Regions from separate parts of the Mus musculus genome. Here region 2 is linked to region 1. Evidence: chromatin loops called from intact Hi-C (ENCODE). Cell type or tissue: left cerebral cortex. All regions are shown on one strand. Links, peaks and the distances in the headings refer to the core of each region. The heading gives the core; the rest is flanking DNA.

Region 1 (8,613 bases), core at 2,241-4,740:
CAGTGCTGTCTCCCTTTGGGTTTTCTTTATTGTGTCTACTTCCCTTTTTAGGTCTTGGATGATTTTGTTCAATTCCATCACCTGTTTGGGTGTGTTTTCCTGTAATTCTTTAAGGACTTCTACCTGTTTAGCAGTGTTCTCCTGTATTTCTTTAAGTGAGTTATTAATGCCCTTCTTAAAGTCCTCTACCAGCATCATGAGATATGATTTTAAATATGAATCTTGCTTTTCGGGTGTGTTGGGGTATCCAGGACTGGGTGAGGTGTGGAGTGCTGGGTTCTGATGATAGTGAGTGGTCTTGGTTTCTGTTAGTAAGATTCTTTCATTTGCCTTTCGCCATCTGGTAATCTCTGGCGTTAGTTGTTATAGTTGTCTCTGGCTGGAGCCTGTTCCTCCTGTGATTCTGTTAGCTTCTGTCCTGGGAGTCCAGCTCTCTCCTGAGTCTCAGTGGTCAGAGTACTCTCTGCAGGCAAGCTCTCCTCTTGCAGGGAAGGTGCACAGAGGTCTGGCATTCAGACCTGCCTCCTGGCTGAAGATGAAGGCCAGAAATAGGGCCTGTCCCAGAGATGTGTAACCTCTGCAGTCTGCGTGCTCACCTGCACAGACTGGTCTCAGAGAGACCTGGGACTGACCCTGTGGTTTCCAGATTTAATCTTTGACCCACCATCGACCCATGAGCTTGGTGACCTCCTCCTCCTCCTCCTCATACGTTATATGTGTGTCATCATCATCTGCCCTTGCTTTCTTCCATCCCTCTGCCCTTTTCTAGCTTCAGATTTCATGCTTTAGTCCTTTCTGACTACTGGAGGTTCTCTCACCCACTGCTCTTGATCACTCTTTCCTGCTTGCTGCAGAGCCTCTGCTCAGCATGCTTACCCTACCACCTGGTCAGCCCTTACCTACTGTCCAGTTTCTTTTCCACTGTTATGTCTTCTGGCCTTCATTGCTGCCCTGATCTCTGGTGCCCTGACTCCTCATTACTTCTCTCTGGCCTGTTAGAACATGAGCCAAGGGGACAAGTGCCTTTTTAGTCCTTGTCTTGGCTTACTTTCTGGTATTCAGTAGGTATTCAATAAATGCTTCTTTAATTGATGTGATTTATATTGCTAGGCATTCTAATATGTGCAAATTACAGAATGGGATGGCATAGCATGTTATAGAGAGGACAGACTTTCCTCAACATGGCCCATATATCTCCAGAGACCTCACATGTCTCTGGCTATTGTATAAGGAGGGAGACCCCACATTAGTATCCTTTTCTGAAAATGCACAGTCCTGGCAGCAAGGCAGTGACAGACTGTAACTACATGGAAGTCATTCTGGGTCCTGTGAATAGATAATTGCCATCTTTACCACTTGATCTTGTGGATACATAATTGCCATTTTACCACAGTCTCCACTGCTCCCCATAGTCTGTCTAGCTAATAGTAAGACAACAGCTTTGACACCTTTCTGGTACAAGTGCTCTACCACTGAGCTTCATCTTCAGCCCTGTTTATGTTTTTTACTTTGAAACAGGTATCACCAATTTGCTTAGGTTGACCTTGAATTCACTCTGTAGCCCCGGTAGGTCTTGAGCTAAAGAACTTTGTACCTCAGTCATCCAAGTGCTTGAGATTATAGGTGAGTGCTGTTAGCATTCTGTCTATGCTGTACCCCCACAGTTACCTGACAATAGCCAGGTAGGCCTGACTCAGTATAAAAGGGGCTGCTTGCTCCTTCCTCTCTTACTCCTGCTTCTCTCTCTTGCCCTGTTGTTCCCCCTTTCTCCCCATTCCCTCCCCCCCCCACATAGTCATGGCAGGCCTCTACTCCTTTTTCTCCTTCTCTCTTGTTTCTTTTTCTGCCTCTATTACTCTCTTAATTCCCCTCCCTATGCCCTGAATAAACTCTATTCTATACTATACCATCCTGTGGCTGGGCCCTCAAGGGGAATGGATGCCTTGGCATGGGCCCACCGAGGCGCCCCCTTCCCCCATACCTCACCATACCCCTATAGAACATATCTTAATATACAACAAATGCTACCAGCTGGACTGGCATATCTTTTCCAGGTCGAATCATACATCTCTAACACAGTAAAATCCTAGTAGCCTTCTGCTTCTATTTATACTAAATATAAGTGAATTACAACAGAATGAAAAATCAGTTGTACATCACACTTGCTGTTCCAAGGCTTCTAAACACAATGAGTATTTGAGGTGTGGCTGGTGAACCAGCAAAGATGAGAACGAATGGGTGCAGGGAGTCCTGATTGAGAGGGTGTATCTGGAAAACAGACCTGCTTTGAGTTAGTATTGTTAGGGCCCAGAACCTGTGACAAATCCATGTGTTCATAGAGATGTTTGCCTAAATATATTTCTTCTTTGGGAAAAGGTCACCCAAAGGTAACAATTTTCTTGCCCAAGAAGATATTAACTATTCCATTTTTTAAGTTATTGCAAGTGGAGATAATAGGATGATTTGGAGTTCGAGGCTAGCCTCAGCTACACTGTGTTTGAGGCTATCCTGAGCTACCTGAGGCTCTGTCTCAAAAAATAAAACAAAGGAAAACAAAAGTTTGACTCTAAAAATAGGTTTTGCCTATTGGGTTTGAAATTCTTCTGTTCTGCTCTGTTCTGTTCTGCTGTGCTCCCCTCCCCTCCCTTCCCCCCACCCTGTTCCCCCCCCCCCTTTTTTTTTTTTTTTTTTTTTTTTGAGAAGGGATGTCACTGTGTAGCTCAGCCTTGTTCTGAAACTTGCAATCCTGCCCCAGCACGAGGATTACAGGCATGTGTCACTGCACCTGGCGGCATGCTCTTCTTTCCTCTCACAATTTTATATTTGCTTCAACCATCTTGGCTGTGACTGTGTAAGATGGAAATAGAACGCTGAACTTCACACATCCCAGCAAGGGAGAGAGAAGCAGCCCCAGGACAGATAGATCAGGCAGAGCTCTACGATTAAGATGCACTTTAGCAGAGTGCCCTGACAGCAGATTCCAGAGCCAGCCTGCCTGGGGCAAAATGCTGGCCCTGTATAAGGTGTCTTACCTCTGGCAAGTTGTGTAGCTGTCTGTCCCTTGGCTGAGGATTCTGTAACTGGAGGCGAAAGTCACTATGAGGATAGCCTTTTTCATCTCCAAATGATATGCCCAGAGATGAGCCAAAGGGTGGTATATACAGCAAGACAATGACTCAAGGTCAGTCATTTTATCATCATCTCATATGCAACCCTCAGGGAAGCTGGCTTCAGAAAACTGCCTAAACAGGGGCCACCCCCTGAGAAGAGTTTCCTGGAAGGGAGCAGAAGGGGACAGAAGCTAAGGGCAAGCTGAGCTGAGGCACAAGTGTAGCCATTATTGATACCACAGGGAGTCCACGTGACTTTCAGAGCTGTCCAGCAGTTACAGCCTGGCCTTTCTGCCTGTTGTCCTTCACCACATGTGGGCCACTGTGAAGTGTACTACCAGCTGAACCGCAGGCAGCCTGCAGGGGCAGATGAGCAAGGCTGGTCTTTACTTACCAGTTACTTTTTATGTGTTAAGGATGTTCATATGCAAACATTTACACCCCAGGGAAGCACTCTCACTCCTAAAAGCCCCCTTTCCCAGCATCAAGGCAAACCAAAACCAAAACACAAAAAGCAACAACAAACAACAAAATAAAATGATCAGTCATTGACAGGGCTCCAAGCAGTAACCAGCTTCCCTGTGGCCCACTGCTAGGCTGGGCTGTCACCAGCCACCAGCATAGCCAGCAGTCATGTCCTAAGGTAAACTGCCTTTCTGCAGGTCAGACTCATCTTTCCTTTCTGGCTTCTCTCTTGCCTACAGCCTCTCTCAGCCTCTCTTTCCTCCAAGGTTGGCCTTGGTATACACTTGTGCAGACATGGAGGGAAGCCAGGTCTGAGTCCAGAGCTCTTTTACCTGTGCTGCCTGGGCTTGCCACACCCCAGAATACATCAAGGTATGTGTTCCCCCTTGCAAGTCTGAGTAGGGAACAGGCCCTTCCACAAAAGCGGGTCCCAAGGGCCTCCTTTCCAACAGCTCAAATTCCAGGGGGATTACTCCTGTCAGTGGAGGAGACTAAAGGAATCCACTACTATGACCATGAAGCACAGATCAGAATCAAGGTTTAAAAGTAAAGAAAGGTCAACTAAGCTGTAGAAGGTGGGGAAGCTGTTCCTCCGGCACCACCCTTATTACTTCTCTGAAAGAGAGGCATGCACAGTAAGCAGGTCAGTATTGGAGTTAGCTCCTTGGAAAACACACAGTGAGAAACAAGGCCCGCTGAAGCATCCTTGTTGAGAATGTCAGGAGAAGCAGAGAAATGTGTATCTACATGTGTGTATTTACATGTATTCATTCATTTGTGTGCACAGGCAGCACAGTGTGAACATAGAGGTCAGAGAACAGCTCTTGGGGGTTGATAGCCTTCTGCTATGTGGGTCCCAAGAAAGCATCTTTACCTGCTGAACCATCTTGCCAGACCATGGACTGTACATGTCTTTCTTGTTATGTCACCACATACATGGCAGGAGCAGGTTGTCAAAACCACAGGCTGAAGTGAGCATAGTGCCACCATCATGGTATTTACCACCTCCTCTTCATAGAATGAGACTGGTCCTTATGATGATTAGTGTATAACTAGAATTTCTTATTACATATTTATTTATTTACTCTATGTTGTTAGTGTCTGTCTATTACATTGCTGCCATCTTTCCTTAACATTATAATCTAATTTCTTTGGGTTCCAAGATGAACTGAAGACCAGCAGCTCTCCAGGAATTCTCCAGGCTTGAGCACAAGGTTGGAACTGCAGAGGCAAGTAGTTTTGTGGTCTGAGCAGCAGCCTGGGTTTGAGAGTCTTCAGAATGCAGATAACTGTTTGAGTGCCTAACCTGTACCATGTAAGCAAACCTAGCAAACCTCTGTCTCCTCTAAGTCACTGACACAGGAAAGCTTCTATATTCCTAACCTGTCTTATAGTTGTGCCCAGTATAAGGGAGAAAGGCGTTATTCTGGCTTCTAGTTTAAGAGAGAATCCATCATGGTATGTGGAAGGAATGTCAACAGGTCCATGAAGTGTGTCTTAGTCAGGGTTTCTATTCCTGCACAAAACATCATGACAAAAAACAAGTTGGGGAGGAAAGGGTTTATTCAGCTTACACTTCCATACTGCTATTCATTACCAAAGGAAGTCAGGATTAGAACTCAAGCCAGTCAGGTAGCAGGAGCTGATGCAGAGGCCATGGAGGGATGTTACTTACTGGCATTTTTGTTTTTGTTTTCGAGACAGGGTTTCTCTGTATAGCCCTGGCTGTCCTGGAACTCACTTTGTAGACCAGGCTGGCCTTGAACTCAGAAATCCACCTGCCTCTGCCTCCCAAGTGCTGGGATTAAAGGCATTTGCCACCACTACCCGGCTTACTGGCTTTCTTTCCCTGACTTGCTCAGCTTGTTTTCTTATGGAACCCAAGACTACCAGCCCAGGGATGGCAGCACCCACAATGGGGCCTCCCACCCTTGATCACTAACTGAGAAAATGCTGTGCCCTTACCCCCAGCCTTGAGCAGGCTGCTCAGACTTGGTTTGCCACAGTTGCTAGCCCACTTAGGGTGGAGTCTTCCCACCTAGGTAAAGTCTATTGTCCTGCCACATCTGCAGCTTTCCTCCAAGAGGCCACTACCTGCTGAGAGGCTGAACCTGTTATCCTGACACAAGCAGAGATCCTGGTATGGTGGGGGATGGGTCCACCCCCCAACCCCCCTTTATAAACTTGGACTCATCGCAGCTTTTCCCATCCAAAACCTCATCTTTCCTTTCAGGAACCCAGTAACCTGTGGCCACTGGCAGCTACAAAATGCCTTACAGCTGGATCTCATGGAGGCATTTCCTCAACTGAAGCTCCTTTCTCTGTGATAACTCCAGCTTGCGTTGAAAGGCCCATAACATGAGGACTCCCTCACATTCTGACTCAGGAGAGGCGGTATCCCAAATCACTCATGAGAAATGGTCTTGCTGCAAACTGCAAAAAGACTTTTTATTTCAAGAGCGCTCTTGGGCCCACAGTCATACACCATGCAGATCATGGCACCCCGAGTAGCTGGGTAAGGGGGTATTTAAAGGAAGAAACCACAACTCAAAAGGGTGGGAAGGGCGTTGTTGGAAAATACCAAAAGTACCAGTTAAGAGTCACAACGAAGTACAAAGTCACAAGAGTCACAAGGAATACCTGGTAATTGTGCCGAATATTTCTCAACACAATTTCTAAGAGCCCCTAACAATAGCACATTTGCATAGCGTGTTCCAGCAATGGTCAGGGTGGGTCAGGGTGACTTTCTTTGAATGAACACTCCTTGAACCCTGGAAGTGGGTGGGTGGAGGAATGTCGCTATCTGTTTTAGATTAGCATACCTTGGAGCATTGAGTTACAGAGGTCACATTCTCAAGCCTGGGCCTAAAGGCCTAGAATTTTGCTTTTGCGTTATACTTTTTCAGTGTCAAGTTGACACAAAAACCCAGCCAGTACAAGATGGTTGCTCATAGTGTGTCTACAACAGGAAGTGGGGCTGGACTCAAGGTCCATCAACCACTAGTGACTCATTTCCTTCACTGAAGGCTCTACCTCCTAAAGATTCCACAACCTTTTGAAACCTCACCATCAGCGAAGAACCAAGTTCAAACACATGAAAATATGGACTACAGTTCACATTCAAAGCATAATGATCACTGGTGTGGGCCTTGGTTTCTATATAGTGGTCATAGTAATTAGTAATATAGTAACTAACATCTGATGTTCAGGCTAGGGCGGAAAAAACAGGTTGCTACTAGAACTGAAGTTAGACCAGCAGTGTGGAATAGGGTAGGAAGCCACGGTTCATAGTGTTGGTATCAGGCTTTGCAGATCGCCTCTGAACCCAGCGATGATGGTAACATCTCCCAAGGGCAACAAGGACATCCAATGCCAGGGCAATCACCATACATTCCCAGCGTTCATTTGGATCACCTCAGACCCTCTTGAGCTTTGCTTTCTTCTCTCTTTTCTCCCTTCATCTCTGTCACCTCCTATTTGCAGTCCCCCCCCCCGCCAACACACACACAATAAAACTCTCTCACGTGGAACTGCATTGGCCTGGTGGGGTCTGTCCTGACGAAAGCTGAGATTCCAGCACAATACACAGTAAGCCAGGTGTGAGCCATTAGAGGTCTTCCACCTACAGGTGGGCTCATCTTTGTACCCTTCATTTCTCCTTGTCTTTGATTTTTGTATCACTTGTTCACCCCCAAAACTCCTGAATAAGAATATTACTCTGGCCAGGCCCAAGTCTTCCTCTATCAAGAAGGAAGTGGCCGGGCATGGTGGCACAGGCCTGTAATTCCAGCACTTGGGAGGCAGAGGCAGGTGGATTTCTGAGTTCGAGGCCAGCCTGGTCTACAGAGTGAGTTCCAGGACAGCCAAGGCTATACAGAGAAACACTGTCTCGAAAAACAAAAACAACAACAACAAAAAAACAAAAACAAAAAACAAAAACAAAAAAGGAAGTACTGATTTTTTGCACTTCATTTTTTTTGTAAAATTGCATAGGATGACAGGTCCCAGGTGCTGAGAGGCTGAGGGCTCGCATCAGATGGTCAAACAAAGTCACAAACAAGGATCCCACACATGGCCAGGGCACTCCCTCTCTATTGAAGCAGGTCTAAGAAGAGCTTTCCTTGCAGTATTTATGATTCAGCCTGTGAGCAGCAAATAGTGATCTTTTTGGTTTATTTGTTTTTGAGACTGTGGAACAAGTCCCCAGACCTTAGCACTGATGCCATTCAGGCCTTAAAACCCAGAAAGTAGACAGTAACACCTGCCAAATGAGAACAGCTTGGAGGTGCAGAGGTGATGAAGGCAGAGATGGAAGAGTGTTGTAGAGGAGCATCCTTGGAGAGTTTGTATCCCTCTCTGTTCTATGAAAGTATAGGGAGAAGGCATTGTCTATGATGCAAACACGTGAGCTGCCAGGATTGGACTTCCCAACTTCTGGAACCATGAATAATAAACTTCCACTGTTTGTAAGTTTGGTGGTTATTTTTAATCGCCAATTTAACTGAATTAAGAAATGTCTAGGGTGCTGGTCATTGTGGCACATGCCTTTAACCCTAGACCTCAGGCAGGTGGATCTCTGAGTTTGAAGCCAGCCTGGTCTACATAGCAAGTTCCAGGACAGTCAAGGATACACAAAGAGACCCTGTCTTGACAAATTAAGAAGAAGAAACAAAACAAAACAAAACAAAACAAACCATTCTGAGACATTGGTGAGGCCTACTGCTGGGTGTACATGTAAGGAAGTTTCCTCAGGATAAACTGAGGGGGAAATGTGCCTTAAATGTAGGTTGTACTGTCCCATGGGCTGGATTCCCATACAGAATAAAAAGGGAAAGGAAGAAAGACAGCTGAATGTCAGCATTCATTGTCCTCTGTTGCCTGATTGCTTAACCACACGAACAAGCCATCTTATGTTATTGGTGCCATAGCCCTGAAATGTTCCTGCTGCCATGCTGATCCCACCATGGTGGGTGTAATGGCTATTCCTGGTTGTCCACTTGACTGTATCTGGAATAAACTACAAGCCAGAATTGGAGGG
Region 2 (8,613 bases), core at 3,684-6,183, 58 kb after region 1:
ATGACTGTTCTCTAACTAAAGTTTAGTTAGGACCCACTTAATTCATGGCTGGCTTTGTTGTGGTTTGACTGGTATTATGGGACACGTGCAGTTTTGCCAGTTCTAAATCATGACTGTGCTATGTCAGAAACACAAATGAACATATTTTTGTTTTTCCACAATGCCAGAATTTATTGAATAACAATAAATTTATAAGCTTCAATGGTTTTATGGGCATCAATTTTCCAGATAGTCCCTCTTTCTTCCATAGTTCTGGCTGAGGTAAACATGGGTTCTTTAATTCCAATATTAATTGCTAATATTCTCCCAGAACATACACAGTAAGAATGTTTATATTATCTGTATATAGGTTATAGCCTATAAAGGGTTAAAAGTTCAGGGAATTTCAAAAGCTCCCCGCCCCCAGGAGACTCCTCAAAGTTGTCCTCTGATCTCCACATGCGCAACCCCTATAGTTCTCTCTCTCTCTCTCTCTCTCTCTCTCTCTCTCTCTCACACACACACACACACACACACACACACACACACAAGAGATCTATGAGGCTCAAGCTTGGAGCCTGAGAAATGGAGAACAATCTTGGGGGCTGGTAAGGAACCATCTGGAAGGTAGCTTGTGTTTGGTAGGAGAGCAGTTGCTGTGCAGAGTCAGGCATAGGCTGTAGCTGAGCCTTAGGAGTAAGCTGAAGGGAAGGGCAAGACAGATGGATGGACACAGGACATGTAGGCAAGCAGGTCAGGCAGGAAGCCTCGAAGTAGGCCACATTAATTGCATGGACTAAGCCAAGCTGAAACCTCTGGAATATGAGAGAGTTCTCTGCCTGTCAGTTCCTTGGCACATTCAGACCAGTGATCAGATGATAGATGGGTGGGAGTCATGGCCATTGGGGTAACAGATATCTACCTCTTTATGGTAGGGTTTCAGGTTGACAGAGTTTCACCCTTTCCTTAGTCTGACATGTCTGATAAGTTCCTGGGTCTGGCTTTCCTGGTATGTGTGACCCTAGAGTTTCACTTCACTCTGATAAACCTACAAGAGTGGCTCCATTTCTACTCCCGTAAAGGCCATTCATCAATCTGTGATGTGTAGAGTGCTGGAAGATGGCACTATCTGTGCATCCATGTAGGTGCAAAGACATCCAGCATCCTCAAAAATGGACTCAAGAATTGCTTGTAGAGTGCTGAAGAGCAAGGCTGTATGAAGGAGCTTCTCTTCTCTGTCACTCACTATACTAGATATTGGCCAGATTTGGTAACCACTAGGGGGATGTAGAGCAGCCAACATCACATCAATGTGTAACCCCTTTTGGCACCTCTCCCAAGTATCTCCCTGGGTTGTCATGCCTTCTCTGAAAACCTTCAGAGAAAAATAGGCGAGTTCTCTGTTGCCATTCAGGAAACTAACTTGTAGAACAGACAATGGCTACAGAAATCATCTCTGGAAAATGTGGGGCCTCTCTGCCTGAAGTGTTTTGATATTGATGTTAAACTGAGTAGATGTGCCATTTCTAAAAATGAAACTAAATTTCTATTACCTTGAAGTACACAAGACAATATTCTACTGAACTTTGGAACTAGGGAAGATTTTACTTCCCAAAAGAAAGCTGGGCACTTCTTTGAAGATATGCTGTTTAGTTATAGCATGAGGATAAATTTAATATAGAAGCAAAATAGCACAATAAACCACTCCAGGGATTGGCAATACTCTTCTGGTCACTTTACTGGAATTGTTTTCTGATTATTCTATATCTTATTCCCATGTAGTTCCATGTAATCTCCTCTACCCCTTCCAGAATAGACTTCCTCACTGAAAAAATAAGCTGCAGTTGGAACAGATGTATCCAGACTTGCTGCCTTCCACCTCTAAAACTAGCACTCAAGGGGTCGACACAGAAAGATTGGCAGATGTTTAAGGATAGCCTGGACTTCATAGTAAACACCAGCCAGACCCTGTCTCAAAAAGCAAGCAAGCCAGGCTGGAGAGGTGCCTCAACCACTAGAAACACTGGCTGCTCTTTCAGAGGACCAACATTCAATTTCTAGTACCCTTGTGGTGGCCCACAATAATCTGAACTCCAGTTTTGGGAAATTTACCCTTTCCTGATCTCTGGTGGCACTGGACACACATGGTACACAGACATACATGAAGACAAAATACTCATACACATAAAATAAAATAAAACAAAACAAACAAAATATGTAAGGAATCAAGCTCTACACATACCACATATCAGAGTGATAAAAGCCCAAAGGCTTCAGCAACAACTTCAGTCAAGACAGATTTTCTGTCTGAGTGTGTGAGTCAAGGTGGACGATGTCCTCTCTGCCACAAGCCTTTTGTGATATGAATACCACATTGTTATTCCCTTTGTTCAGTACTAGTGTGCTTGGTGGTTTAGTGGTCATTGGCCCTGCTTGATAGTAGAGCGAAACTGAGAGCTAGCTTCCTTGTCTACACACTGCCAGGTGCTGCTGATGCAGGTATGGTCAGTAAGACCTGATCCTTGAGGAGTTAGTTGTCAGGCAGCAGAAGACAGAGAGAGAGTGTATGTGTGTGTGTGGTAAGTGGTGGTTCAGTTGCCAGTTTGTCAGGCCTGTTGCCAGATGGTGGTCTCACTTGTGGGACCTCATGTATTAGTGAATTTTCACTTAGCTGTGGTCAAATCCCAACAAGAAACTACTTGAAGGAGGAAGGTTTTACTTCAGCTCACAGTCTCCCTCATGTTGGGGAAGGCAAGGTAATAGCAGTGACTGTAGCAGCTGCTGGCTCACATCTATCTGATAGACCAGAAGGCCCAGAAAGGAATGGCGGTGTTCAGCTGGCTTTTTTCTTTCCCCAGGTACCCCAGCCTGTGGTATAGTGTCTTCCACACTCAGGGTGGGTCTTTTCTCCTTAGTTAAATCTCTCTAGAAATACCTTACAGACAAACCCAAAGAAGTATCTTCTCAATGCCCCATGTGTTCCTTAGTCCATTCAAATTGGCAATAGAGATTAGCGGTTCATCTCCTTCCTGGCTCCACCTTCTCCAGCTTTCTAAGACTGTTGCCATCATCAGGCTCGGCTTACCTGCATCCTCAGGTTTCACAAATAGTTCATGGCTCACATGTTCTCAGCTTCCAACCTTTGGAAATGTCCCAGCCAAAAGCAATTTCAATCTGGGTCAAAGAGTCCAAAGCAAAGGATCCAAGCAAGGTGTTTGATCCCCAAAGCTTGAGTACACAAGTTTCCCTGAGTTCATTACAGACGAGTTCTCATTTGTGCCCATCCTTTTCAGATGTTTTAGTTAGCTGCCCCATCTCTTCTCCTGGTTTGACATTTCAGACATTCTAAGACTTCTTAACTGTGCATTTAAGAAGCTCTTTGTACACCATAAGATAGAATTCTCAGGTCTAGTCCCCACTGGGCCTGTGCATCTTCCACACCAGCTAGCAATGGCTTAATTCTACCAGAATGGTGACTTCATACATATGTTCAATTTAGCCCATGTCTAATATGTCCCAATTTTAATGCTTCTTTGGCAGAATCCTCTGCTCCATTCCCTTAGCAAGTCTGTCTGTCTGTCTGTCTGTCTGTCTGTCTCCCTAGCCTAGAGCAATTTTTAAAAGTGCAGAAAATCATATGATTGTACAACAGGCCACTGGGCCTTTTGGGGACCTCCAAGGGTTGTCAAGGGGCTCTGAGGCTCTGGAGCCAGCAGTCATGTGCACTCTTATCATGCTCCTCTCGAGGACCAGGCTGAAAGCTTTTCCTGGGATATATTGAATAAAATCTCTTGTAGCTTTCTTTTTTGAAGTCCACGGGGCTCAGATTACACTTGGCTAGGCTTTGCAAGTTTTAGCTCTCAAGGACCCCTATCTGTATAGAAAATCAGAAGTTGTAGCTGAGTTTAGAGCACTTGTCTGGCATTCATGGAATCCTTGCTTGGTTCAATCCTTAGTTTTGGTACACCACCGCTAACCAAACCAAAAACTTCCCTCCCATTCCAGGAAGGCCTTAATGGTTCAAGACCCTACCTTGGGCTCTCAGATAGAATGTACAAGACGTATGGGTCTAATTGGTAGGCAGACAGGGCTGTGACCCTGCCTGCCTTTGCAGACAGCCTGGAAAAATCCTGACCAAGTAAGCAGAGAAAGCCTGCTGGTTGATTTCAGCAAAAAGTATTCGTTGAAAGGGTATTTATTCTCTCTTTGATGATTTACCTTCTTCCTACCTTTGACTCTCATGTCACAGTCCTGAGCGGGAGCATTTGATCTTCCAAACAGACACATGTATTTAAATTTGCATCTGAAAGACACGGACTCAGCAAGAAATTGCCCTTTCCCTAGGCGCCACATGTATGGTATCCAGGCCATTCCAACTGGTGTAATAAAGCACTCTAGGCTAGGTAATTTATAAGCAACAGACTTACTCAATTTTGGAGGCTGAATGATCCGGACTTGAGCTGTGTATAGATTTGGCATCTGACAAGGGCTTGTTTCCTACAGAACAATCATTCTTTCTTTTATTCTTTTTAAGAATTTGTGTGTGGGAGCTGGAGAGATGGTTCAGTGGTTAAGAGCACTGACTGCTCTTCCAAAGGGCCTGACTTCAAATCCCAGCAACCACATGGTGACTCACAACCATCTGTAATAGGATCTGATGCCCTCTTCTGGTGTGTCTGAAAACAGCTACAGTGTACTTACATATAAATAGTAAATAAATCTAAAAAAAAAAAAGAATTTGTGTGTGTGTGGTGTGTGTGTCTGCGAATGTGTACATGCATGCTTTTGCATGTTTATGCATGTGCCACAAATGACCGGAAGGGGGTTCGGAAACCTCAGAGCTGCAAGTTACAAGGGATCAAGTTGTCTGACATGGGTGTTGGATCCAAGTATGGTACTCTGATGGAGCAGGAAGCACTCTTAAGCACTGACACATCTCCACAGGCTCAGAAACTGCCCTCCATGGTACTTATTTACATATGCACATGGCACCCTCATCACCTAACCTCTTCCTAAAACCCCTAGACCTCAATCGCATTATCTCAGAGGTCAGGTTCAACGAAGAGATTTTTTAAAAAAAGATTTATTTATTATTATACATAAGTACACTGTAGCTGACTTCAGACACACCGGAAGAGGCGTCAGATCTCATTACAGGTGGTTGTGAGCCACCATGTGGTTGCTGGGATATGAACTCAGAACCTTCAGAAGAGCAGTCAGTGCTCTTACCCGCTTAGCCATCTCCCTGATGCCCTCTTCTGGTATGTCTGAAGGCAGCTACAGTGTACTCATATACATAAAACTAATGAGTGAGATTTTAAGTGCACACACAGTCAGATCATTACTGTAGGAATTCTCCAAAAGTCAGAAACTAAGAGTTAATGCATAAATGACTGCAGGACAGAGGGTGGGAGGCAAGCTGCAAGTACCAAGCAAGGTCTGTGAGAGCAGCTTCCCAGAGGGCAATGTGGAGGTGCCAGGCCATGGTTTGTGGGCTCAGCCTCTGCCGGAAGGACAGACAGCATGGAGGGATAATGTGTTAGGATCAAGGTGACAATCTCATCAAAAGCCTGACAGCTAGTGCACTAGGGATATTCTGGGGACTTACAGGGAAACAAGATGAGAAGTTTGATATCCCTTCAGTGGCTTGATAAGTTGCTAGCATGTTTGCTAAGGCTTTTGAGTCTGCTTCATCGGGGAGATAATGTAACAGAGGTAGGAAGGAAGATTGGGCTATTTACATTTTTCCCCAAGAGGGGTAGGGTAGCTCAATATTTTCTGCTCTTTTGAATTTATCAAATTCTCCCATACCCTAGGACTGTCATCAGCTGAAGACAGAATTTCAGTACCTCCCCAAAGCAGGGTAGCTTTAGTTATTCATCCTATGTTTCTATTCCTCCCCCAAAATCCAGTACTTGTAAAAACCCCAGTGTGTAACTGTGGCTCTCGCATTAGCTGTATATGCACAGACACAGCTCTAGATGCTACCAGAAAACACATCATTGTTGGAATGCAGTCCACGTTCTCCTGTCCCGGTTTGCCTGTGGCCACCCCTTGAGACCCTCTCTTGTTCTCCCAGCAGAAGGAAATATTGTAACCTCTAAAGATCCAGAGAATTCCCCACAACCCGATAATGAGATGCCTCCTGGGTCCTTAAAATCTAGACCTTGCCACTTCCTAGGCCAGTGGCATCAGCATCCTGAGGAAATGCTGACTCTTAGCCCTGCCCCAGCCCTGCAGCCTAGAACATTTGCTTTAACAAGATTCCCACAGTTTGTGGGTACCTGAAAAGCACTGCTTACCATCCCTACCTCCCAGCGTCAGCTGCAACAGAATTCCCCCACAGTTTAAAAATAAACTGGATGCTCTGCTTTAATTTGAGGTTCCAGCTTGACATTGGTTTTCTAGAAATACCCTCAAAGGATTCAAACATGTGAGCTCTCAAAGTCAGAGGTAGTCCAGAGGTGAAACCTGCTGGGAAGGTTACAATTCAGTCTTGAGGAACCTGAAGAAGTAGGAGATATTCAGTGACAAGGGTCAGGAAACATCTATGAGCAGAGTCTTCAAAGCTCTGGAAGCTATGAGGGCTAGGCTCTTTCAATGTGTCTGTCTGGAGTTGGTCAGCAGTGAGGAGAAAGAGTTTCTCTGCCAAGACTGAGGAAGGACTTGGCAGCATTCAGAGCCACCCCGATTCGGCTTATTTGGAAGGCAGCAAGGAGTAGATGCTGGGGAAGATCAAGCAAAGAGCTTTGATGCCTGGCAAGGTCCTCACACTGTGGCCTGGTTAGGTGGCTCTCTGGCGTTGTGTAGTCAGGCCTCATTAGGATCACTTGAGCATGATTTAGGAGAAACATGCCCACCCAGGTGGCAGGAGCAGAGCATCTTGCAGGTTAAGCCAGGTTTATTTGGCATGAGTTCTTGCTATTGCTTTGGTGTGCAGCTGGTTTGGGGCTCCTGGTGCAGAGGATATTCAAGCATCTGTTGCATAGTTGCATCAAATGACTTCCAAATCTCTTCCAATGCTGTACTTCTAGTTTTTCTATGCCATCTGAAGCCCACCAGTGATATTATGGTGAGTGAACTTGGAAAATAGATTATTTCCTTATTTGGCCTCATTTGGAGTCTCAGTTTCTGTGGCAAAAATTACAAAGCTGCTGCTTGCCTACATTAATCAAGATGACTTAGGTTTTACTTGTCTGCTGCCTTTGGCATGGCAGTAGGTCTGGAGAAGGGGGGGGGGGAGAATAAACCTTTTCTATCTGTTAGAAATGTTAAATCTTCATTGCCAGACAGCAACTCCTGGCTCTATAGTAAAGGCCAGTCTGGACCTCTGGGCTGGTCTGCTCCAGAGGAGGGTAGCAAAGAGCTATCAAAAGTGTTGGTGGTAGTAATTTTCAAGGAGGTAGGTTTTATGAATTTAATGCCTCAGAACAGCTAAATTCATCTTTGAGTCCTGAACCTTGGGCCACAGAATATCTGAGTCACCAATGTTAACTTTGACACACTGTCTTAAGAGCAAATGAAGTTGTCACTTTTTCCAGAAGCAGAAATCAGGGTCCATCATGTTGCTACCTTTAAAGGGTTGACACTCAGGCACTGAACACTGGAAATGAGTGAAGAGGGCCTCAACTCCATGGAGGGTGGGCCTTGGAAGATGGGAGAGAATGGCCATAACTGTGGAGCCGATGGCTGCTGCTTTTGACGCTGTGCTCCTCCCTGAAGGGCGTTGTTTGGTTCTGTGCTTCACTCGGCTTTTAAGCGTGGTCTTGCAAGAGCACTAGTTGGATTTCAGCCATGTGGAAGCCATTTTCTTCCCAGATCTTGAGTCGATTCATTTGTCTCCAATCCTTCGAGCTTGTATTAGGGCATTGATGGCAGCCATACATACAGCTTTTGCTGCAGGGTGGCTGGGTTCTGGTCCTCATGATCCTTTCTGTTCTGCTCTACATTATCTCTTTCAGTCTGTGGGCTGTGGTCATTTCTTCAGATGCCTTGAAAAGCTGTTGGCATTGTTGTGGTCCAGGAGTCACCTTACAAACAGTACAAACAGCAATCTCAGTCAGACAGGAACGGTTTATTGAATACATACCTTAACACTGGTCAGACCATGGATATAGTTCAGATTGGGTCTGAAACTATGACGCTAAATGTCTTTTTCTGTCATCTTATAAAGGAAAAAAAATCCCACCGTGAGTTCATGCTCAGGTGCTGGTCAGCTCTGACTCAGATATTTTATTTTAGATATAACTGTTCATATTGATCCTTGACTTGAGGAGCCCTATGTAATGCTTTGTGGAATTTCTTAAGATTAACAAACCTCATACAGAACCTACAGAACATAACAGGGAATATGGTCAGCATGACCCTGCTTTGAGTCAAGTGTTTTTTTTTTTTTTTTCCTGTGTTAATGACTAGCAGGCATATTACAATAACAGTATGAAAGAGATGGCAGGCATAGAACAGAATGGCTACAGCTATGCTGGGGGTGGGCAGGGTGTCAGATCATAATAGCCATGTGGACTCAGCTCAGAAAAGTGTCCACAGAGAAGACAGCTCTAGGTCACACACCTAACCGGTAATAAATGCACTCAAGTATTCCCATGCCCAGGTTTCTCTCAGAAATGTGGCTCTCAG

Evidence for each region. Peaks named below come from ENCODE experiments on the same cell type or tissue, not always from the same donor. Only the 100,000 strongest peaks of a DNase experiment are listed, where the experiment ranks them.
Region 2: it touches region 1 in a loop (4-fold over the local background); 3 of 42 quality-filtered maps call a loop at or near these places.

What each region holds. Positions count from the first base shown.
Region 1 is chr14:18,413,638-18,422,250 of GRCm38, forward strand. No RefSeq gene overlaps it. Among named protein-coding and RNA genes, the nearest start is that of Gm32587, 46 kb to the right of the region's middle. In left cerebral cortex, for the core only: a CTCF peak has its summit at 3,477; DNase peaks (open chromatin) are centred at 2,860 and 3,372; H3K27ac peaks cover 824 bases.
Region 2 is chr14:18,470,349-18,478,961 of GRCm38, forward strand. All of the region lies in intron 1 of Gm32587 (a long non-coding RNA gene), which reads left to right. Among named protein-coding and RNA genes, the nearest start is that of Gm32587, 11 kb to the left of the region's middle. In left cerebral cortex, for the core only: a CTCF peak has its summit at 5,243 (motif pointing left); DNase peaks (open chromatin) are centred at 5,229, 5,573 and 6,021.